3 separate regions of the Homo sapiens genome follow, and all the other regions are linked to region 1. A link is a loop called in an ENCODE intact Hi-C map of the cell type or tissue named here. Cell type or tissue: Caco-2. All regions are shown on one strand.

What was found. A loop is a pair of places that touch in the nucleus more often than their neighbours do. Peaks named below come from ENCODE experiments on the same cell type or tissue, not always from the same donor. Only the 100,000 strongest peaks of a DNase experiment are listed, where the experiment ranks them.
Region 2: a loop joins it to region 1, with 6 times the contacts of the local background. A loop is called at or near these places in 10 of 110 quality-filtered maps.
Region 3: it touches region 1 in a loop (9-fold over the local background); 17 of 110 quality-filtered maps call a loop at or near these places.

The regions. Positions count from the first base shown.
Region 1 is chr6:122,607,784-122,615,783 of GRCh38, reverse strand. It overlaps PKIB (cAMP-dependent protein kinase inhibitor beta), which reads right to left and starts at 5,379. Exons shown (of 5, transcript NM_181795.3): 1 at 5,249-5,379. RefSeq lists an enhancer at 4,087-4,732 and a silencer at 5,349-5,528. In Caco-2, CTCF peaks have their summits at 4,966 and 5,262; DNase peaks (open chromatin) are centred at 4,583, 4,883, 5,393 and 5,733; H3K4me3 peaks cover 2,522 bases.
Region 2 is chr6:122,836,527-122,844,526 of GRCh38, reverse strand. No RefSeq gene overlaps it. Among named protein-coding and RNA genes, the nearest start is that of SMPDL3A, 51 kb to the right of the region's middle. In Caco-2, CTCF peaks have their summits at 4,856 (motif pointing right) and 6,256; a DNase peak (open chromatin) is centred at 4,876.
Region 3 is chr6:122,722,868-122,730,867 of GRCh38, reverse strand. PKIB (cAMP-dependent protein kinase inhibitor beta) reads right to left here. Exons shown (of 5, transcript NM_181795.3): 5 at 4,495-5,740. The coding sequence ends at 5,673. Among named protein-coding and RNA genes, the nearest start is that of FABP7, 53 kb to the left of the region's middle. In Caco-2, a CTCF peak has its summit at 4,077 (motif pointing right); no DNase peak of the experiment used is centred here.

The DNA of each region.
Region 1 (8,000 bases):
ACAGTTTCATAACTTCAATCTCCCCCAGCATTGTCATGTTGTCTACCCTCTATGTGTCTTTCTCTTTGTGTCTCTTGCCTCTTCTTATAAGGAAACCAGTCATATTGGGTTAAGAGCCCACCTTACTCTAGTATGACCTCATCCTAGCTAATTGCATATGTAGTGATCCTATTTCCAAATAAGGTCATATCCTGAGATTCTAGGAAGGACGTGAATTTTGGGGAGACATTATCCAACTCAGTACACCCATGAAGTCGCCCCATTCTTAAACCTGCATGTTTGTAAATTGTGCCAGCTCTCACTTCAAGCCAAGAATCTGAGAGGCACTCTTCATTCTCATGTCTTCTTAACTTCATATCCCAACTACCATCAAACTCAATTATTTTCATCTCCTAATATTTCTAGAATCTGAATACTTTTCCTCATCCCTAATTCTGCTGCCCTGACTCATTCAGCATCTCTTGCTTGGCCTACTAGAGCAGTCCTTCCAGTAGCCTTCAGATGAAACCTCCCCAGGATTACAACAGTATATACATATGCACAGCTTCATGGCATGTTAGAAAGACATATTTAAAAATTTTTTTTTTCTTTTCACTACTGCAAAAAGTTCTACTACTTCACTACAATACACAGAATTATCATAGACACCCTTCTTCAAGGATGATGGAACTGAAAAGAAGAGTGGTTTCTGTGAAGTCCTGGCGTTTATAAATTTTGGCTTGATAGACTTTTTGCAAACCCTTGGAGTGTAACAAAATCCACCATACCTATAATCTGGCTTTTCATTAGATTTCAAGGCCTTTTTGGGAAAAGTGAGAAAAGTAGGGCTTATTTCAGCATTTTAAAATTTAATATTATACCTGGCTCCAGAAGCTCCATGGTAGAGGTATTTATTTTCATTTTAAAATATAAAATAAACTAATGTAATACACTAATGTAATTGCATGAGTTGTAAGCCCTCTTTACACACACATGCACATACACATACACACACACTGATTTTAAGATTTTATGATTTTAAGAATTTTAAGAATGGTGTTTTCTTCTTCTGAGATGTATTAGCTCAATCCATAAAATTTAATCTAGATATAAATTATTTTGTGACCATTAAAATATAAGCATGCTTGAGAAGACTACCTAATTATTTCCTGTCTTCCATGGTTTTATTCCTGAAGCTATCACACTGGACTTCAGTTCTCCCTTTACTTTATCCAAAAAAAAAGAAAGCCTACAGTTTACTTACTCCCACACCCCCATGGGGATGCTTACTCCCACACCCCCACGGGGATAAGAATACTTTCAACAGCATAGCCAATAAGAGTGCTTAGAAGAAAGCAGAGACTGCAGGAAGGGAGAGTCTGGGAGGTACAGGAAGGAATCCAGCTCCATTCATATTGTCTGTAGATGCTTCTGTTGCTGCTTCTTCAATTACATTAAAACTATCTTGGCTACAGACCACATTGTCTTAAAGAATCTCCATTTCCTTGGCCCTCTTTCCAATCTGAGAAATCCTACTTCTAACAGATCCAGGATTCTAGGTGAGAATACCTCTTCCCGTTCAGGAAATTATGCAAATCTAGATTGTTTTATTTTTATCTAAACATCTCTGAACTCTCTTCTCCAACCAAGCACCCAACTCTTGGGCAATGTCACATTTTTACAACTAGGAGTGACTGAAGAACACAAATCCACTCTGCTCTGGGCACATAATACTGCTATTTGCCACTTGCTAGAATAAAAAGTGTACCTCAGTTCAGTAAAAAGTAGCATATCCATTTGATTTCTCAAAATCAACTGTAATTCTTTTTTTTTTTTTTTTTTTTTGATGGAGTCTCACTCTGTCACCAGGCTGGAGTGCAGTGGTGCCATCTCAGCTCACTGCAACCTCTGCCTCCTGGGTTCAAGCGATACTCCTACCTCGGCCTCCCAAATAGCTGGGACTACAGGTGTGCACCACCACACCCAGCTAATTTTTGTATTTTTAGAGAGACGGGGTTTCACCATGTTGGCTAGGATGGTCTCTACCTCTTGACCTTGTGATCCGCCCACCTCAGCCTCCCAAAGTGCTGGGATTACAGGCATGAGCCACCACGCAGGGCCAAAACCAGTTGTACTTCTAATAAAAATAAAAAATAGTAGCTGTCTTTGATTTTATGGGGATGTTCAAGTGCTTAACCTAGATTATTTCCATGTAATGTCACTACCTGGTAATGACTTTTTTAAAGTACATATAACATATGAAAATGTCTGAAACTAACAGGATTTAGAGGAACATGTACTAATGGGGGAAGTTTTAAAACAGGAAAACCAGAGCCCTGGTCTAATATGTGATTTTTGTATATGGAAATCACTTACTCTTGGGCCTTAGATCCCTAAATCTACTAATAGAATATGCTTAATTATTATTTAAAATAATTATATGGAATCATGATTAACAATGCTTATCACAAGACATATAGTTCACAAGACGTATAGTTTATTTTTGATGTTGAGGAAAGAATAATTTTGTTTTTTCTAACTCAATTAAAATTTTGCATTGAAGAAATGGAAAACCACCGAATTTATTGTCCAGCCATTCAGAGCTGGCTAAGTCTCAACACTTAAAATACAATTTTCAAACTGCATGCTTTCTCATTTTCAATTGACATTAATGAAAATTTAGTCTTGATTAAGCCTGATTCATGCTCATTTAGCATTAAAAAACATTAGGCAAGAAATATCTCGTTTCTGAGAAATATTGCGACATTTTTTTCAAAAGTGTTTGCTGTACCTCAGCTCTAAATTTGAAGAGAAGCAATGGTTCCTCTCCCAAGCCTCTCTCTATATACATATAACATCATATATGATCCAGTAAGAAACATTTATTTTTCCAGAATTTTTTAAATTTTTATATATATAACTTCTACAAAAATTACTCTATAGTGTTCCTTAAAAGTTAGACACAAGTTTGTCATACAACCTACCAATTTCACTGTTAAGCATCTACCCAAGAGAAATGAAAACGGGTACTCACAAACACTTGAATGCAAATGTTCTCAGCAGCATGATTCATAATATTCCCATATTGGAAACAACCCAAATATCCATCCACTAGTAAATTGACAAAATGTGGTATATCCATACAATGGAAAACTATTCAGCAATAAGAAGAAATGAAATACTGATACATGCCACAACATAGCTGAACCCCAAAAACATTATGCTAAGTAAGAGAAGCCATAAGCAAAAGACCATATAGTATATCATTCCATTTATATAAAATGTTCAGAAAAGGCAAATCTATAGACTGAAAGTAGATTAATGGTTGCCTGGGAATGGGAGTGGGAACAAAGACATAATGGACATAAGGAATCTTACCAAGTGAGTAAACTGTTCTAAAACCAGATATGGTAATGGTTTTACAATTTTGGAATGTTCTAAAACCAGATATGGTAATGGTTTTACAACTTTTAGAAAATTAACAAATTTTCTAAAACTCACTGAAATATAATTTTTAAATATTATTCACCCTTAAAGGGTGAACTTTATAATATATAAATTATATCTCAATAAAGTTGTAAAAAAATGCTGTAATGCAAACTGCGTAAGAATTTAAATAATTGTAAGAACTGTGAGGAAAATTAAATTGATCTATCATTGATCTAAACAATATGTTTGCAATCGACTAAAAAGGAGGAAAAACTCTTTAACAAAAATGAAATTTGACACATTTTAAAATATTCTGCATAATGTGGTCCATTAGTCTTTGATATTTTATTGAAGAAAGTTGTGGTAAAGATAAGATTGAGAAGTCCATTACTAAAAACGTTTTCCAAAAGATTTCCTTTCCAAAGCTATACTTTCCTTCAAAATCGAATCTTTTGAACTTCCAAAACACCTTTTTAGCAAATGATCTCTTGAGATAGTGTCACTAGGGGGGCATTGACCAGCACCCGGCACACTAACAGGAAACAAGGTTTATAAACTGCTGATTTAACCAAACTTGATCCATAACCTACCCCATTTTCCGTGAGCATTATGGTCATCAGTTCTCATTTTAATAATCCAAATGCTGAGCTTTCTAAATATAAAATCCCAGGAGGATTTTTTTTGAATGTGTGGCAATGTCAGTAAGAAGGAAGGCATCTTGTGAAGAGATAAAGTGGACAGATGAATTTTGAAATCTATCTGTACACGAAGAGAAATGCAATACTCGCAATATTTCTAATTCAATACCTTTCAGTATGCAAACCACTGATAAAAGAGTTTTTTTAAAATTTTTTTTCTAGATGAACGTTTAAGTGGTCATTCGCCTCAAATCTCCACTTTCCAGTCCTGCACAGACTCCAGCTAATAACACTACCACCTGCAGGGTGTTTTGTTGTTTGTTTGTTGTTTGTTTTAGTGCTTCCCACATGCCTAGTTCACGCATGCACTTTTCTAAAGGACCCGAGTTCCGTTGGCTGCGTTCCCCGGGGAGCTCTACGAAGACCGGTCTGACCTGGCCCTCTCAGCTCCCTTGGAAGGGACCTGCTGCAAGGCAGGGTCATTTGGCTCCGAAATGCACCTTCAGGAATTTCCCCAAGGGGCTAGCATCAGCACCAACCGGAACACAGGCCCTCCGCTCCCTCAGCCCGCGACCACCTGGCACTCGTGTCCCTCCCTGCGGCCTGCCGGGGTCCTAGGAGCAGGGAAAATCCAATAGCTACGGGCGACCCTTGAGTTTACTCGGTCTACCCACCTCCATATTTTATCCAAAGAATGGACGGAGGCCAGTGAGGTGAGGTGACTTGGCTAAAGCCACACAGCCGGACGCTGGCCGAGCGGGTTAGTACTCGGGTCTCTGCTAACCCCGCGGCCGCTCGTGACTACCCGGGGCTTGGTAAGCACCGCCCAGGGGAAAGACTTGGCATTGCTGGCGCGAGAGCCGAAGGACTCAGCGACTTGTGACAGGAGGTCATCAATGGCCACCTGCAGGGCAGAGTGGGCAAAAGGCAGGTGACAGACCTCCCACGTCACGCCTGTTGGCGTGAGCGTCCTTTTCACTCTCTAAGTACCCTGACTTGTGAGTTAAACGATGGATCGGGTCGCCCAAGCGAAAGAGGCATCTGCTTCGAACTCCCCCCATATTTGTGCCAGCAGGGCAGAAAATAGGAAAGTTGCACTTACCACATCTTCCCTGGGTCAGTCTCCCCCGACTTCCCAAGTCCCACTCCTCCCTCCTCGCATAGGGACACCCACTCACGCGCCCGCTCCACCAGGTACGTACCAGCCGCGCGCAGCTGCCTGCCCTGCCGGTGCCCTGGCGCTCGCGCTCGCCCAGCGCTCTGCGGCCCGGAGCTGCGACTCGGGCTCTAGCTCGCTGCCGCCTCTACAGTCCACCGGGATGCGGCCGCGTCTGAGCTACTGGGCTGGGGCGCAGCCAGGCGGTGGCAGCTACTCGGGGGCGGAGGGAGCGGCCGCCGCGTCCCGCCCCCAGGCTACGAGCGCGGCTCCCCAGGCGGTGTCCCGCTCTCCGTGCAAACCGGGCCACCGCATCACTCCCCGGGGCACGTGCCACGGTAGCTTTTTTCTGCTGGCAGCCTGGGGCGAGCTCTTTTATCCTACTTGTGCGTTAACCACCAACTAATTATCGGTGATCGTCACACAACCCGCGTCCTCCCCGCCCGCCACTCCCAGTTCCCTTGGGCGATGATGAGGTTCTGCTAAGATTTCTGTGACGTGACTGCGGGAATTTCAATTCCCTTCCTGCTTTCCGACGTCGCATCGTGTTTTCTGTCCCTCCGGTTGTACGCGCCCTGAGCAGGGTTTGTGCTCCAGGTGTCATTAAGGTTGCCCTTTGATCTAATGTTGGCTGTTTGGAGAAGGTAGGAAGGTACACAGGCTTATCTACGCCCCGAATCTGGGTCTTCGAGTTTGTTAACAGATTATTTTAACAGATTAGGAAGCAATATGCAATGGAAACAACTTTTTGTGCAATAAAAGCAGAAAATAATGTATATCAAGTTTCACTTTCAGGTTCTCACTAAGAAAAATAAAGTCGTTACTACTAAGGTCTCACTGTGCTTTTTAAAAGCCATATTACATGGACGACGATACTGCTGATAAAATTAATTTATCTGCTTCCTGAGAAAGTGGTTTCTCACTGAAGTCTTAAAATCTCCTCTGGTCTCCTGAAACTCTTAATTAGTACTCAAAGTCTTCTCTTATCTCTAGTCTTTACTAATTTGCTCATTCATACTATGCTCTGACTTGCCACCCAAAGCCTATGACACCTGCCAATGACCACTTCCAAATTCCCTTTTTAGGCAAAAGCCTAAATATGGAAATACGAAAATATAATCAGACTAATATTTTATTCAGTGTGTGCTAATGGTAGTACAATCAAGTTCTTTAAATTATTCAATATTCATACCTCCACAATATAGTAATAATTTTCTCTATTTTCAGATAGTAAACTGAGGTTCAGCAAGGTTAGATACTTTGAACAAGGCTAAATAGCTGAGAAGATTCCAAATCAGTTTTGAACTTAGGTCTTTCTGCCTTCAGGATTGATTGACTTCCTTAAATTATACTCTGCTAATAAAGCTGTGATTTTTCTGAATTGTGATGTAGGCACATTTTGTTTTGTATTAGGTTAGTGCAAAAGTAATTGCAAAAAAGTACTGGCAAAAACTGCAGTAGCTTCTGCACCCGCCTAATAAAAATATAGTTACTTGTGTGGTTACACAAGCATTAATCAAAGAGACTGAGAGTTATTTATATCATTAGTGTAACTTTAAAACTTATTATCTGGCATACTGCTAAGGCCTGTTATTATTATATTATATAATAACATATATTTTTATTATCTAGGGCAAATTATTCTAAGGTTTATTTATTTTAGAGGTACTATGACAGAGAGTGATACTAAAATGTTTGAACTTATGAATTATGGTATCATGATTGGATTTTTATGATCCTGCAAGTGTATTTCCTATACTTGAAAATTTTGCTTTGTAAAATCTGTATTTTGGGATCAATGTGAGAAAACCACTAGACCTCACTGCTAAGCTTTTAACCTACATATGAAATCATCAGAACCACTGGAATGTATGGCCCATGAAGGCCATATCCTCAACACCTAGAATAGTACCTTCACAAAGTAGGTACTCTACAGGCCGTTTTGAAATGAATAAGTATTAACTTTGTTTCCACACTTAAGACCAAATAATGACTTATAAGAACACTATTTATAGAATGCTTTTGTCTATTTAGATTTAAGATTTTTGATGGCCTCTCATTTCTACTAGGAAAGTAAGGAGAAGATGCGGAAAGGTTTGCAGTAGCTGCTTTTGCAAATGTTAGACACGACCTGACCATAAGTGCAAGGAGGAGTTTTTGAGTCCAAGAATTGGTGGTAGCAGTAATTCCACACAATCATGTGAATTGTGAATTTGTGTCAAATATATGCCTTTAAATGCAGAAAGTTTAATCCAACTTTGGGATTGTGCCAAGTGATGTGATGAAAAGACAAGGAGCAAGCTTGGATACTATTTTTAAGACAAGGTTTTAAGGTTAACAAGAATAAATAGGAAAATAAGTGAGGACAAAGAGGGGAGAAGAAGGAAGAGTCCAAGAACTACAAATCCACATCAAATGAGAGAGATAAGTTGTAGTCAGGAAATGGGATCGTTTTCTTTGAAGTTTTAGAAGTACAAAGATAGACAGTTTATGGAAGAGCTAAGGGTGGGGTTGGCTGACGTAGAACGAAGATCAAGACATTAGGGACTAAGGTATTGAAGAAACTATATGGACATTGAAGCCACCAACAGTAATACCAGAATGAAAAAAGGAGTGAGTTTGATAACAAACACTTCCGTGAATGTAGTGGACTGATCCAGAACTGAGAGGATGACTATGCAAAGTTGGGGCAGAAGGTGCATATCCAGGGAGGAAAAACGTAAGTGGATCAAGGACTGGTAAAAGAGACAATTAAGACTTCAGAAGTAATACTGGGGAGTTACAAGGATCCCAACACT
Region 2 (8,000 bases), 230 kb before region 1:
AAGTTGGTCTGGTGTCTGGAATGAGACTGGGGCCTAATAAAAAGGAGCGTCTATACAGGAGCTTAAATGGGCTGTACCCTGTAGCATTCCGAGGACAGGCCTGAATTCTGAGAAGGGAAAGTGGTAAAAGTATTGTCCAGTCCTTTTCGGTGGCTGAGCTTGGTGAGGTGTGTTTTTAAAAGACCTTTAGTCCATTCTACTTTTCTTGAAGACGGAGGACCGTAAGGGATATAAAGGTTTCACTGAATACTAAGAGCCTGAAAAACTGCTTGGCTGATTTGACTAATAAAGGCTCATCTGTTATCAGACTGTATTGAGGTGGGAAGGCTAAACTGAGGAATTATGTCTGACAGAACGGAAGAAATGACTGCGGTGGCCTTCTCAGACCCTGTAGGAAAGGCCTCTACCTATCCAGTGAAAGTATCTACCTAGACTAAGAGGTATTTTAGTTATCCGACTCAGGGCATGTTGAGTAAAGCTAATTTGCCAGTCCTGGGTGGGGCAAATCCTCGAGCTTGATGTGTAGGGAAGGGAGGGGACCTGAATAATCCCTGAGGAGCAGTAGAATAGCAGATGGAACACTGAGAAGTTATTTCCTTGAGGATAGATTTCCACGATGGAAAGGAAATGAGAGGTTCTAAGAGGCGGGCTAGTGGCTTGTACTATAGCATAACCTGCCTTTGCTGGTGTGTGGCGATTAGGCCTGGTGGAACCGCCATCAATAAATCAAGCGTGATCAGGGTGAGGAACAGGAAAGAAGGAAATATGGGGAAATGGGGTGAATATCAGGTGGATCAGAGAGATACAGTCATGGGGGTCAGGTGTGGTATCAGGAATAACATGGGAGGCCAGATTGAAGTCCAGGCCAGGAACAATGGTAATTGTGGGACTTAAAGAGTGACTACAGCTGAAGGAGCCGGGGAGCAGAAAGTATATGCGTCAGGTATGAGGAAGAAAATAGATTTTGGAAGTTATGAGAACTGTAGAGAGTGAGTTGAGCATAGTTTGTGATTTTGAGGGCCTCTAAAAGTATTAAAGCAGCGGCAGCTGCTGCATGCAGACGTGAGGGCTAGGCTAAAACAGTAAGGTCAAGTTGTTTGGACAGAAAGGCTACAGGGTGTGGTCCTGGCTCTTGTGTAAGAATTCTGACCGTGCTAACCATGCCTAGGAAGGAAAGAAGTTGTTGTTTTGTAGAAGGTGCTGGGGTTTGAGAGATCAGTCGGACACGATTGGCAGGAAGAGCACGTGTGTTTTTATGAGAATTATGCCGAGATAGGTAACAGATGAGGAAGAAATTTGGGCTTGATTGAAGTAATGGGGGCTGTCTGTGAAGCTTTGCGGCAGTACAGCCTAGGTAATTTGCTGAGCTTAATGGGTGTCAGGGTCAGTCCAAGTGAAAGCGAAGAGAGGCTGGGATTGAGGGTGCAAAGGAATAGTAAAGAAAGCATGTTTGAGATCTAGAACAGAATAATGGGTTGTAGAGGCAGGTATTGAGGATAGGAGAGTGTATGGGTTTGGCACCACCGGGTGGATAGGCAAAACAATTTGGTTGATAAGGTGCAGATCCTGAACTAACTTGTAAGGCTTGTCTGGTTTTAGGACAGGTAAAATGGGGGAATTGTAAGGAGAGTTTATAGGCTTTAAAAGGCCATGCTGTAGCAGGCGAGTGATAACAGGCTTTAATCTTTTTAAAGTGTGCTGCGGGATGGAATATTGGCGTTGAGTAGGGTAAAGGTGATTAGGTTTTAATGAGATGGTAAGGGGTGCATGATCGGTTGCCTAAGAGGGAGTAGAGGTATCTTATACTTGTGGGTTAAGGTTGGGGGGATACAAGAGGAGGATGCAAAGGAGGCTTTGGATTGGGAAGAAGGGCGGCAATGAGATATAGCTGTAGTCCAGGAATAGTCAGGGAAGCAGATAATTAAAGTGTCTCAGCCTAATAAGGGAACTGGGCAGGTGGGGATAACTAAAAAGGAGTGCTTAAAAGAGTATTGTCTAAGTTGGCACCAGAGTTGGGGAGTTTTAAGAGGTTTAGAAGCCTGGCCATCAATACCCACAACAGTTATGGAGGCAAGGGAAACAGGCCCTTGAAAAAAAGGTAATGTGCAGTGGGTAGCCTCCGTATTGATTAAGAAGGGGACGGGCTTACCTTCCACTGTGAGAGTTACCCGAAGCTCGGTGTCCGTGATGGTCTAGGGGGCTTCCGAGGAGATCGGGCAGTGTCAGTCTTCAGCTGCTAAGCCGAGAAGATCTGGGAAGGAGTCAGTCAAAGAGCCTTGGGCCAGAGTTCCATGGGCTGTGGGAGTGGCTGCCAGGTGAGTTGAACAGTCCAATTTTCAGTGGGGTCCCACACAGATGGGACGCGGCTTAGGAGGAATCCCGGGCTGCGGGCATTCCTTGGCCCAGTGGCCAGATTTCCGGCATGTGTAGCAAGCTCCTGTGGGAGGAGGTTCTGGAGGAACGCCTGGCCACTGCCGTTCAGGCATTTGGAAGTTCTTGTGCGCTGGAGATGTGGCTGGGGTTTGTCTCACAGTGGAGGCAAGGAATTGCAACTTTTTTCTATTATTGTACACCTTGAAGGCGAGGTTAATTAAATCCTGTTGTGGGGTTTGAGGGCTGGAATTTAATTTTTGGAGTTTTAATGTCAGGAGCAGATTGGGTAATAAAATGTATTTTGAGAATAAGACAGCCTTTTGACCTTTTAGGGTCTAGGGCTGTAAAGTGTCTCAGGGTTGCTGCCAAACGAGCCATGAACTGGGCTGGATTTTTATATTTGATGAAAAAGAGCCTAAACGCTATCTGATTTGGGATAAAGAAAAAGGAGCATTAACCTTGACTATGCCTTTAGCTCCAGCCACCTTTTTAAGAGTAAATTGCTGGGCGGGAGGGGGAGGGCTAGTCACGGAACGAAACTAAGCCGGACCAGGTGTGAGGAGGGGAGGTGATAAAGGATTATAGGGTGGAGGAGCGGAGGCTGAGGAAGAATTGGGACCTAGCTCGGCCTGGCGAGGAGCAGCCTGGGGAGGAAGGGAGAGGTCAGATGGGTCTGTAGAAAAGGAAGATTAGAAAGACTCAGTGACGCTTGGGGTTGGAACTGAGGGGACAGGTGGGAGGGAAAGAAGGAAGATTTGGGACGAGTTGCACTGGGCACAGAGACTAGGAAGGGACTGATGTGTAAAAGAATGCCTGGACGTCAGGCACCTCAGACTGTTTGCCTATTTTAAGACAAGAATTATTTAGATATTGCAGGATGGAAAAATTCAAAGTGCCATTTTCTGGCTATTTGGAACTACTGTCAAGTTTGTATTGGGGTCAAGCGGCATTGCAGAAGAAAATAAGGCATTTAGGTTTTAGGTCAGGTGTTAAAGAGGTTTTAAGTTTTTGAGAACACAGGCCAAGGGAGTAGGAGGAGGAATGGAGGGTAGAAGGTTGCCCATAAAGAGAGAGTAGAGAAATGGAGAGAAGGGGTTCGGGGGTTCTTACCTTCCAGAAAAGTGGGAAAATGGGTTGGGGCGCAGAGATAAGAGGTCGGGGCACGGAAATAAGGGATGGGGTGCAGAAATAAGGGGTTGGGGCACAGAAATAAGGGATTGGGGCACACAGATAAGAGGTTGGGGTGCAGAAATAAGGGATTGGGGCACAGAGGTATGAGGTTGGGGTACTTGCCCCTCCTCTAGAAAAGCGGGACTTGCCGCTAAGAGTGAAGGAGAAGGGGTTGAGGGGTACTTGCCCCTCTCCCAGAAAAACAGAGAAGGGGTAGAGACAAGGAGAGAAGGGGTTGGGGTACTTGCCCTGTCCCTGGAAAAGCAGAGAAGGGGTAGAGACAAGGAGAGAAGGGGTTGAGGTACTTGCCCCTTCCCCAGAAAAGCGGGACTTGCTGCTAAGGGTGAAGGACCAAGGCAGGCGTCCCTGCGTGGTCTGACACCCTTGAAACGTGGGTGTATAATCAGAGGCGTCCCTGCAATGATTAAACACCAAGGGAAGGCTGCCTTCCCAGTCCGTGACCAGTGCCAGAGTTTTGGGTCCACTGATAAAACGTGTCTCCTTTGTCTCTCCCAGAAAATGAAAGGAATTGAAATTAAGAGAAGGGAGAGATTGAAGAGTGGAAAGGAGAAAGTGGTTGAGGGACAGTGAGAGAGGTTGGAGAAGAGTAAGAAGAGGCCACTTACCCGATTTAAAATTGGTGAGATGTTCCTTGGGCTGGTCGGTCTGAGGACCTGAGGTCGTAGGTGGATCTTTCTCACGGAGCAAAGAACAGGAGGACAGGGGATTGATCTCCCAAGGGAGGTCCCCCGATCCGAGTCACGGCACCAACAGTCCCCATATCCAGAGAAAAACCAAACTCTTGCTCCAGCCTGCAGGCCCCACTGGTCCTTCCCTTCTCTGCCTTTGCATGGCACTGTGCTTGTCTCTATTCTCTGCATCTCACTCAGCTCAGAGCACAATGGCCTCTTTACCGTTCCTCAGAACCAGCAGATGCCCTCTTGATCCTTGGCATCTTCACATTTCTGCTGCCCAGGCCATGCTTCCCCTGGCCCCAGCACGGCTTATGCCCTCACTTCCTTCAAATCTTGTCTCAAACGTCTTATTTCCAGAGAGGTCAACCTAGGAACACATGATTTAAACTTGCAATTCTCCAGCCACTATGCCTGTCCCTTCTCTGATATATCATCTCCATAGCCTTGTGTGTTATTTAATGTGTTTGACAGAGATAGTGCGTTGCTTTTTTACTACTGAAGCTCCAGTGTCTAGAAGGTGACTGGCATAGTGTAGATCTCAATAAATATTTGTCAACTGAATGAATACAGAGGGAGGAGCATGCTTGGGCCAAATTCTGTAGCTGTAGTAGATAATCCTTGTCACCAGGGGGCAGCACAACAGAATTAAGGGTTTGATGAAAGCTGGGGAAGCTATCACAACCCAGGTGCACACAGACAAGATGAGTTTTCCAAACTCAGACCATGAAGAGCCTATGTGGAAGAGGATATCAGGGGTAGCAGAATCAACCTCTGTTTTGCTATGTGACCTTGAACATCACTTCACTCTCTGGACCTTGGTTTCAGCAAGGGCGTATTAGTTTCTCTAGAGGGACAGAACTAATGGAATATATATATATATATATATATATATATATATATATATATATATAAAAAGGGGAGTTTATTAAATATTAACTCACACGTTCACAAGGTCCCACAATGGGCTGTCTGCAAGCTGAGGAGGAAGGAGAGCCAGTCAGAGTTCCAAAACTGAAGAATTTGGAGTCCAATGTTCGGGGACAGGAAGCATCCAGCAGGGGAGAAAGATACACGCTGGGAAGGCTAAGCTAGTCTCTTTTCACATTTTTCTGTCTGCTTATATTCTAGCCATGCTGACAGCTGATTAGATTGTGCCCACCCAGATTAAGGGTGGGCCTGCCTTTCCCAGCTCACTGACTCAAATGTCAATCTCCTTGGGCAACACCCTCACAGACACACCTGGAATCAATATTTTGTATTCTCCAATCCAATCAAGTTGACACTCAGTATTAACTATCACAAAGGGCTAGCACCTGATTTGTTGACTCTCATTTACTTCTGGTTCTAACATTCCATGATTCTAAAACAAACAGAAATCACACTGAAGTACAAAGCCCCCAGACCCCAGAAAGCAAAAACACAGCAGAAACTACAAAGCAAACAGCTAACAATATCGTGATAGGATCGAAACCTCATGTATCAATATTAAACTTGAATGTAAATGGTCTAACCACCCTGCTTAAACAGGACACCCTCTCAACTTCTCCTGCCTATTTTAATTTCATATTCAGGCTGGAAGAAAGGGGCAACGAATTTCTCATAAAATTGTATTTGAGCTACTGGAATTCAGTTAAATACCCACAGGTTCAATAGAAAGGCCCTTTTGTGTGAAGTAAAGCTATATCAGTGAGTGAGCTTGACTCAATTTAGTTATTCCCACATCTATTTTTTTAATGAGAATGAGTAATATTTCCGGAAAGAGAAGAAAAGTTAGCACCACTTAAGAGATCCCGGGGCTCTAAGATAGCATCAACTAAATGCTATAGTTTCTTATTACTTTTGGGGAGAAGCTAATGTACAGCAATTTGAAATCCAGGCAATATTGCATCCTAGAAAAGAAGCCATTTAACTTTATCCATGGGATTAAAAGACTAAATTTTCTTTTCTTAGTACTATCATAGAATAATTTAGTTTTCTCCAGTAGAAGCAGTATTTCCACAACAGATCAGGGGATGGCAGTAAAGAGTTGCTCTCTGGTCAATAAAGTATTTGTATGACAGAGAAAAATTATAGTTTAAACTAATTTATTTGTATATTGTATTGCCCCTAATAAAATTCACACACCATTTTGTTGGCTTGAATTAAAGTGTCATCAAAGGGCTTGTGGAGATTAGTTTGGGCATTGACTTAACATGGCATCTCAAAATAAATACTCCCCAAATTGCATTTTACCATTGCATATGAAGCCCGCAACCAGCGAAAATCATAATGATTTTATCAGGATCAGGTATTTAAGTGACTTTAATTAAATCCATCTCTGGTATGGGGTTGGTGATTTCTATTTTAGGGCAATTCTTAATCCAAATATTTGACTTATTTCAGAATATTTAATTCACATCCCTGTTTCACAGAATTTTACTTAAAGTAAAAACCAACCTAGGAGCCTTGTGTCTTTGTCCTAACTCTATAGGTATGTGTGGGTGTCTCTGGTTGGAAATGTACAGGGCTGCTAGAGAAATGGAGAAAGAAAGCATCCACACCGTGCATCTGAAGAGCACTAAGTAAACTCCTCTGTCTTTCTGTCTAATGTTCTGAGCAATATTAGATAGGGTACCTGGAATGAATCAAACTGTTAGCAGTGGTGAGTATCTGAGTTACAAGCAGTGAGTCCATACGGGTCTGCAGCCACCTCAATTATTGTCTTCAAAGAAGAAAAAATTCGACTGAGGGGCATAATGCAGAAGAACAGATTGAGGCAAGTTTTAGAGCATGAGTGAAAGTTGACTTAAAAATTTGAGAGCAGGGGCACGGCTCAGTGGCTTATGCCTGTAATCTCAGCACTTTGGGAGGCTGAGGCAGGTGGATCATCTGAGCTCAGCCTGGGCAACATAGTGAAACCTCATCTCTACAAAAAAATTTTTTAAAAAACTACTTAGGAGGCTGAGGTGGGAGGATTGCTTGAGCCTGGGAGGTGGATGGTGCAGTGAGCCAAGATCACGCTATTACACTCCAGCCTGGGTGACAAAGTGAGACCCTGTCTTAAAAAAAAAAAGAAAAGAAAAGAAAAGAAAAAGAAAAAAGAAAGAAAGGAAGAAAGAAAAGGAAAGAAAAAAAAAAGCTTTGGAGCAGGAACAAAAGAAAAAAAAAGTACATTTGGAAGAGGCCCAAGCAAGCGACTTTGAAGGACAAGTGCAGGGTTTGACCTTTTGACTTGGGTTTTGTTTTTTTGTTTTTGTTTTGTTTGTTTTTTGTTTTTGTTTTGGTGACAGAGTCTTGCTCTGTCACCCAGGCTTGAGTGCAGTGGTGCGATCTGGGCTCACTGCAACCTCCGCCTCCCGGGTTCAAGCAATTATCTGTCTCAGCCTCCTGAGTAACTGAGATTACAGGTGCCCGCCACCACGCCTGGCTAATTTTTGTATTTTTAGTAGAGACAAGGTTTCATCATGTTGGCCAGGCAGGTCTTGAACTCCTAACCTCGTGATCCATCCGCCTCGGCCTGCCAAAGTGCCTGGATTACAGGCGTGAGCCACTGCACCCGGCCCGACTTGGGGTTTTATATGTTGGCGTGATTCTGGGTCTTGCGTTCCTTCTCCCCTGATTCTTCTCTTGGTGTGGGTTGTCCACATACACAGTGGCCTGCTAGTGCTTGGGAGGGGAGCATGCACGGTGTGTTTACTGGAGTTGTACGCATGCTCACCTGAGGCATTCTTCCCTTTTGCCGTGGAATGGGCGCGGAAGGTCATATACCAGTTAAATTCCACC
Region 3 (8,000 bases), 120 kb before region 1:
CAAATCCGCATTTATTGACGACAGCCCCATGCTTTTTCTCCTATTATTCTCCACAATTTTACATCAAAGAAAGGCAATATGTAAAAAACAAATCCCTTCCACTAATGGAAATTCAATTTAGGTGACAAATACGTTATAAAACAGGACTATTTGAATATCTGGTATGCCTAAAGCACTATGAGAGCTCAATTCCACAGACTCTAAGGTGAGACTTTTTTTTTTTTTCTTCAGATTTCTGGCTTTCTTATGGTTCCCTGAGGTCTCTGTAGCGACCCATCTGGCACTTCGGATGCTTCTCTGCCATCAACATTGCCAAAAATAATTCAGCCTCTGAAATTTATCACTGAGGAACAAATGAGATGATTTCACTTACCTATGTGGCCCTTCTCTAAAAATGTTCATAGTTAGTTCATGCCAGATGCAGTTTGTGTCTCAGAATGTCCATGTGCCCTCTTCACAACCATGGTTAGCCCCAAGCTGAATGTGAGCCGAGCCAAGGATGGGGAGCCTTTCTTCTCTGCCTCTCTTCCAGCTACTACTTCCCACCCCAAAGAATCCCAGTCTTCTCACCAACTCTGCACTCCTTCAGGGCTCTACAAGTTAATGGAAAATTAAATGACAACAATACCAACAGCTTGCCATATAAAATCATTTCTGGAATGAGGTAAAATATGAGTTAATGAAAGAATAAAGCCAAATAAATAAATAAAATTGCTGTTTTGAGATATCAGTGCTCATTTTGGCTCATATGTTATTCTTCTTATACAACTTTTAAATTTCCCTAAGAATTTTGAGTAAATTCAGACAAATCTAATATGCTCATGAATGAGCTGGTTTGGGGAAGAGGGGACTTTTGGTACAAGAGAGGCTGTGCACATCCAAACTCTGAGAGCCCTGTCCTAAGTCACTGTTGCACTTCCTTGTGTGAACTCTCAAAGATACTCTCTGAATCCATTTTCTTCATCTGTAAAAATGAGAAACATTAACAACTATTTTATATGATTTTTTATGAAGATTCAAAAGGATCTACTATGTGCTAAGTAATCACCAGTCACAAGAAATTTGGCTATGATGATGATTTTTTTTTTTTTGAGACGGAGTCTTGCTCTGTTGCCCCAGCTGGAGTGCAGTGGCATGATCTCAGCTCACTGCAACCTCTGCCTCCTGGGTTCATGCCATTCTTCTGCCTCAGCCTCCCAAGTAGCTGGGACTGCAGGCACCCGCCACCATGCCTAGCTATTTTTTTGTATTTTTAGTAGAGACAGGGTTTCACCATGTTAGCCAGGATGATCTCGATCTCCTGACCTCATGAACCGCCTGCCTCGGCCTCCCAAAGTGCTGGGATTACAGGCATGAGCCACTGCGCCCGGCCTATGATGATGACTTCTGTTGATGTGTGCCCACTGAGAAATCCATTCTAGGATTTTAACAAGTAACAACAACATTGCCCCAGCCCTTTGTTTGAGCCAACGCTTCCAGTTTTTAACTGGCTGCAGATTTTTAATGTTCTGAGAGTTGTCATCAGTAACACTAAAAAAAAAAAAGGGACTCAGTCTGATTAATCAGTCCTGTTTTTAGCCACGGAGGTGTTGCTAGCGGAAAGAAAAGAGCAGAAGAATAGAAGGAAATCTATACTGGCAAATAACATAGGAAAAAATCAACAGATCTAGAACATTCAACTTAAAGTCTTTATCATCCTTTATGTTCTGGCAAATAATAATAATATGAGTTTTTGCTAGTATGCCAGGCACTGCCCTTATCAATGACTAATATTCACTCACTTAATCCTCATAATAATTTATCATTTTACATGTTGAATAAATGGAAGCACAAGGAATAAAATGAACAAAATCATAAGAGCAAATGGCAGAGCTGTACTTTGAACTTGAGGGGCCAGGCTCCACAGACAGGGTAACAGATTAGTGAGCTTTGGTTATATCCTTTTTTTATTTTACTTTTTAATTAACAAATAATAATTATACATATTCATGGGGTACATAGTGATGTTTTGATACATACAATTTAGAGTGGTCAGATCATGGTATTTGCATATTCATCATCTCAAGCATTTGTCATTTCTTTGTGTTGAGAATGCTCAACATCCTCCTTCTAGCTATTTTATTTTAATTTGTTTTTGTTTTCTGAGACAGAGTCTTGCTCTATTGCCCAGGCTGGAGTGCAGTGGCACAATCTCGGCCCACTGCAAACTCTGTCTCCTGGGTTCAAGTGATTCTCCTGCCTCAGCCTCCCGAGTAGCTGGGACAATGCCACCACATCAAGCTAATTTTTATTTTTCTACACCCAGCTAATTTTTGTATTTTTAGTAGAGACGGGGTTTCACCATGTTGGCCAGGCTGGTCTTGAATTATTGACTTCAAGTGATCCACCCACCTTGCTCTCCCAAAGTGCTGGATTACAGGTGTGAGCCACTGCACAGGGCCCCTTCTAGCTATTTTAAATTATATGTTATTACTAAGTATAGTCATTCTACAGTGGCATAGAACACCAGAATTTTCATTTTCCTCTGGCTCCTCTCTATCCCCCTGTCCCTTGCCAAACATCTGCCCAAGTTGTCAAGCCACCTGAGGAAAACTAGTGGTTTATTTTCTAAGTAGGGCACCTCCCCTTATACTCACTAACGTTTTAAGAAAGTTCAAATCTTTTCTACCCAGAACACAAAATATCTCTGGGTACATGACACAGAATAGATTCTTTTTGTTCTTTCTCCTTTATACAGAGTTAAGTTTTCAGACAGCTGCTTTATAGCTTTATTGTCACCTTTTAGCCTGATTATCTGACAGTGTTAATTTAGACTTCATAGCTATTGACTAAAGCAAGTGCCTTGTACAAAGACAATGGCAAAATGGGCAAGGAGACTTTCTTTAATAAGTCCCAAATAAATAGCTTTGGTAAAAGTGTCTACTTGCTATGACAAAATACCATAGGTTCCTCAAAATAGCTTGATTTTTTAAAAAGTTGGTAGGCAAATTCAGCGTTGTCTTTAAACTGCTACTGACCTCTCATTCTCCTTTGTCTGGACTCCTCAGGGAAAATAAACCATTTTCGTTAGCACATATTCTCAGTGAACAAGCCTGATACCTTGGGTAATACAAAATAATGGAACGTTTGTGTGTGCATTGTAGTGAATAATTGATTTAGAATATATATCATTCAGAATATATGTAACTGTTAGCAATAATGAGGAGGGACATGGCTTTACTTTTGGTCTTCTAAATGAGAAAAATATTGTAGAAAACTATGATCCAAGAACGATGTTACTTTATTTCTTCTACATTTTCATGGAACAAATTACTCATTTAAATACTGACTCAAGATTCTATTTTTTTGCAGTAACTGTCATAAAACACTAGTGAGCAGACTCATTGTTAAATGGTAATACTCATGGCCTGTCAGTCACCCATTAGCATGATTGAATTAGCATTCATGTGGTAATTACCATGAATTGTCTATTTCTACCATCCTGTTTTCTCCCAGCACCAAGCATTGGGGATATCACAGAGATTTTGTGAAGTCACAGAGAAAGGCAGAAGACAGACAAATAAACAAATTGAGCTTCCTACCACCTCCACTACCACAGTATTGGCAAGAGCATCTTGAATAAATATGACAACGATGATGATGATAGCTAATATTTATTGAATAATTATTCTTTGCCAGGCATTATTCAATTGTTTTGCATATACTATCTCATTTACTGCCTCCACCCACCCTATAAAGTATGCGCTATTATTAAAACCATTCCACAGAGGATAAAACTGAGACTTAGAGACATGATGTAAGTTGCCCAGGATCACGCAACTACTGAGTAGCAGAGCTAGAATTCAAACCCAGATAATCTGAATTTAAAATCCATATGCTTAACAGTTTAACTCTACTCCAGAGTGTCTCAACCTCAGCATTGTTGACACACATGACCGGGTAATCCTTGCTGTCAGGGCTGCCCTGTGGAATGGTAAGATGCTTAGCAGCTTAGCGGTATCCCCAGCCTCTGCCCACTACATTACAGTAGCACCTTTTCTCCCTTGCTTTCCACCTCCAGTTGTGGCAGCCAAAAAGTCTCCAGACATTGTCAAATGCCCTCTAGGGGGCAAAATTTCTTCCCCATCCATGCTGAAAACCACTGTTCCACTCTAACCCCTCTTTATCTGATTATAAAACCTCATGTCATTAAATAACTTTTAGAAATATAATTTTAATGGCTGTGATAAATGTTATTGAATATTAAATTAGTGCTACACTTAAAATATTACTTTTGATTATTTAATAAAGAAAAAATTATATTTGAAAACTTAAAGCAATCAGGTTCTTTGAGATCTACCCCTTTGGTGTATATAAGATATAAAGGTAAGCTCTGTCAATTAAATAATAAGCCAGAGGTGATTTATATTGCAAAGACTGTTAACTTCATTCTATAAAATGTGTCACCATTTTTTACTCAGCCTACTTCTGAAGATAAAATGAAGGAGACTTGTGTCAGTAAGAAATCTCTTTAATAGTGAAAGAGTTTATTTGGTTACTGTATACAGACATAGCCTAAGTCAACAATCAAATAAAACATAACTGCATGCATATATTTCTGAAAATGAAAATAAATTAATTACTGACATTTTTAAAACTTCAGAATTCTATTATTTTTCTAAAATATCTAATAAATCAAAATTTACTAACACTTTGGTTTTATTTTTGCTCCTTTTAAAATATATGCTTAGATATATATTTAAAGGATGTATTTTACTATTTCTACCAATATCATTGACTAAATGCTTAAGTGCCTACTGCTATGTTAGCTACTTTAAAAAAATATAAAAATTAAGGTCTGCATTGCTGAGGAAGTTATTTAAAAACAAGTCAGACATACACAAAAGCCCTAAGAATAAGAAAAGAGAGTGTAAAACAACTAGTATTTTGTATAATTCATATTAAAGTAAAACACACACACATACACAGACCAAAGTTAGGGAAGATAGTAAAATTCATTTAATAGGCATGTTCCATATAACCATTTTGTTACAAATTTTGCATTTTCCACATGAAAAAAATCACAGTAGGCACATACTAGAAGCAAAATATGTCAGACAAAAATATCCTAAAGATGTTTCTGTTATCAAACTTTTACAATTTTTCCAAGACGTTTTTGAGGTTTGGGAAAAAGTCTGGGGCATTTTTGGCAAAAAACAAACACACTCTATCCATGTGAGTTTTGACTATTGTTCTTTCTCACCAAAAATGTCCATAATTTTCTACAAATTCCATGAAGTTTTAAATCAATCATGTTTGATTTACATTTACCAAGAATGATTTGCCCATCACCATAAAAATTGAATTAAAAATACATCAGGCTAAATAAATCCAAAAGAGAACAGTGAATTTTGTTGGGTTTACAGACAGTGGTATGCATTTCTGTGATCATGTATTATTCTTAACCTTTTCCTTCAGTGCGATTTGGAAGTAACCTGCCTTTTAATAGCTTACCTTGGACATCATCATTGCAATCAAAGTGAGTAGCATCACAACACAATTATCTAATATACACATGCTGCTTAGGGCTGCAATGTTACCACAGTTACCACCAGATTAAATGTCTCAAGAAAACAGAACCACTAAGTCTTTCAACATGCAGAAATTCAGCACTCTTGATAGATTATGAGCCTTCATTTTTCTTCATTTTGAGGCTTTTCCAATTGGTCTTGTGTTGTTTTTTCATCTTTCTCTTTTGCATCTGAAAAAAAAATTTCCATTCATATGTGGAATATATTGAAATTTATTTTGTATTATGTTAGAATAAAACCATTGGTTTTTCCTTTGTCCACCGTCCATATTTTGCCCTCAATTCAGATATGGAAACTATACAAAGAAGAGCGATATGAGTAGGTTTGGGAATCTACCTTCTCCTGATCAACTTTCTCCTATTCTACAGAGTTATGAAGTGCCAGACAGTCTTCTAGGGTATTCTCAGAGCCTCCATTTACAGATTACTAAAATGAAACACAAGCAGGTAAAGTGACTTGTCCAAAGTCAGAGACTAGTGAGTGACAGTCACAACTTGAGCTTGGGCCAACTGACTCCGTGGTGTATGTCCTTAGCCAATTCCCTATGCAGGATTGCACTCTCCCCAGCTTCTTCACACTTTCTACTCCCTTTGCTCTTTCTTAGGAGACAACCTCACTTTCTACTTCATAGGAAAAAAAAATAATCAAAGTTATCAGACAGGAGTTCCCTCAACTTCCTGCCATTAAATATCTAAAACTCCCCGTGATCTGTGCTTATTCTTTCTGCCTTCCCTCTTTTTACAATGGAAGATGCACTTGTGAGCACTGGCTATGTAATTTGTTGGTGCCCAGTGCAAAATGAAAATGCAGTACGCTTGTTCAAAAATAATGAAAAATTTCAAGACAGCAAGAATAGAACATTAAACCAAATGCAAGTCTCTTCTAATCAAGGAGCCCTATGCAACCACCCTGGTTGCACAATTTTGGAGCTGGCTCCTGGTGTTACTCCTGCTATGCAGTCTAATACCTTCATGATCCCCCATCCTATCCATTTTTGCTTCATCAAGAGGCTGACTCTAATAATCATCTGCGCTCTTCATTTTACCTGACTTTCCCTTTCTCCTGGCTCCTTCGTTCCCACAAGTCACTACTGTCTTTAAACTAACAAAGACCCTCTTTCAACTGTAAGTCTTCCACATACTATCTTCTCTTTCATCCTTTAAAAGGTATCCCTCTTTTGTTGTCTCCGTTTTTAAGTGAAACTATTTAGGTCTACTACTCCTGCAAAACTGCTCCTACCAAGTCATCAATGGTATCTTTGAAATCTGATGGACTCTATTCAGTTCTTCAACTCTCATTCATCAAATATTTATTAAGCATGTACTACGTACAAGGCAATGAACAAAACATGAATCCCGGCTCTCAAGGAAAATCTGATGAGAAATATGGACAATAAACAAAATAAATGAAATGTGTGGTCAATAAGAAGTAAAAAGGGCTAATGAAGACATTAAAACAGGAGTGGAAAATAGAAATTTTCAAGAAGTCTTGTGGCCTGAAGGATGCAATTCTAGACAGAGTTAGCTGGGAATGCCTCACTGAGAAGGGGACATTTGAGTAAAGGCCTGAAAAGGTGAAGAAGAATTCTATATAGATAGTGGGGAGAAGAGCATTCCAAGCACAGAGAAAAACAAAGCCAAAGACAATAATATGCAGGAAGGATTTGCAAGCGGGACAGTGGTAGAGAAAATTGGAATAGAAAATGGAGTCATAGAGGTACCAAAAAAACTAGATCCTGTGAGTGAAAAATGGCAGATTTATGGACCAATTTTGAAAGTAGAGCTGACAGTATTCACTGATAGATGGGATGGAGAATACGAGAAAAAGAGGGGAGAAAAGGATGATTCCAATATTTTTGGCAATAATTTTGTTAACTGGAAGTATGAATTGCCACTCAGAGATGGGAAAATGCAGAAAGAGCTGTTGTCAGGAGACTATCTGGAGTTCGCTTTTATACCCATTAAGTTTGAGATTCCCATTAGATATCCAAGCGGAGACGCCAATTAGGCAATTAGTATATGAGTGTGCAGTTCAGGAGAGCTCCAGGTTGGAGACAAAAATTTGTAAGTCATCAAAAGCACAATCATTATCCCAACGAAATCAGATTACATCACAAGTGAGGGAGTGTTGATAGAGATGATGTCCAAAGACTGAATTCTGATAACCTCCAATTTATTTAGAGTTAGGGGAGATGAGGAAAGAAAAGCTGAAGGAGGAGCAGCCAGGGAAGCAGGAAGAAAACCAGATGAGTGGAGTGTCCGGAAAGCCAAGGGAAGAGAAACGTTACAGGAAAGAGTGACAATCATCTGTGACTAAGAGATCGTGCAAGAGGATGGCTAAGAATGAACCACTGGTGTTAGCAGAAATGATGTCATTTGTGATCTTGAAATAGCAGTGGGGTGATGTGGTGAGGTGAAAATCTTATTAGGG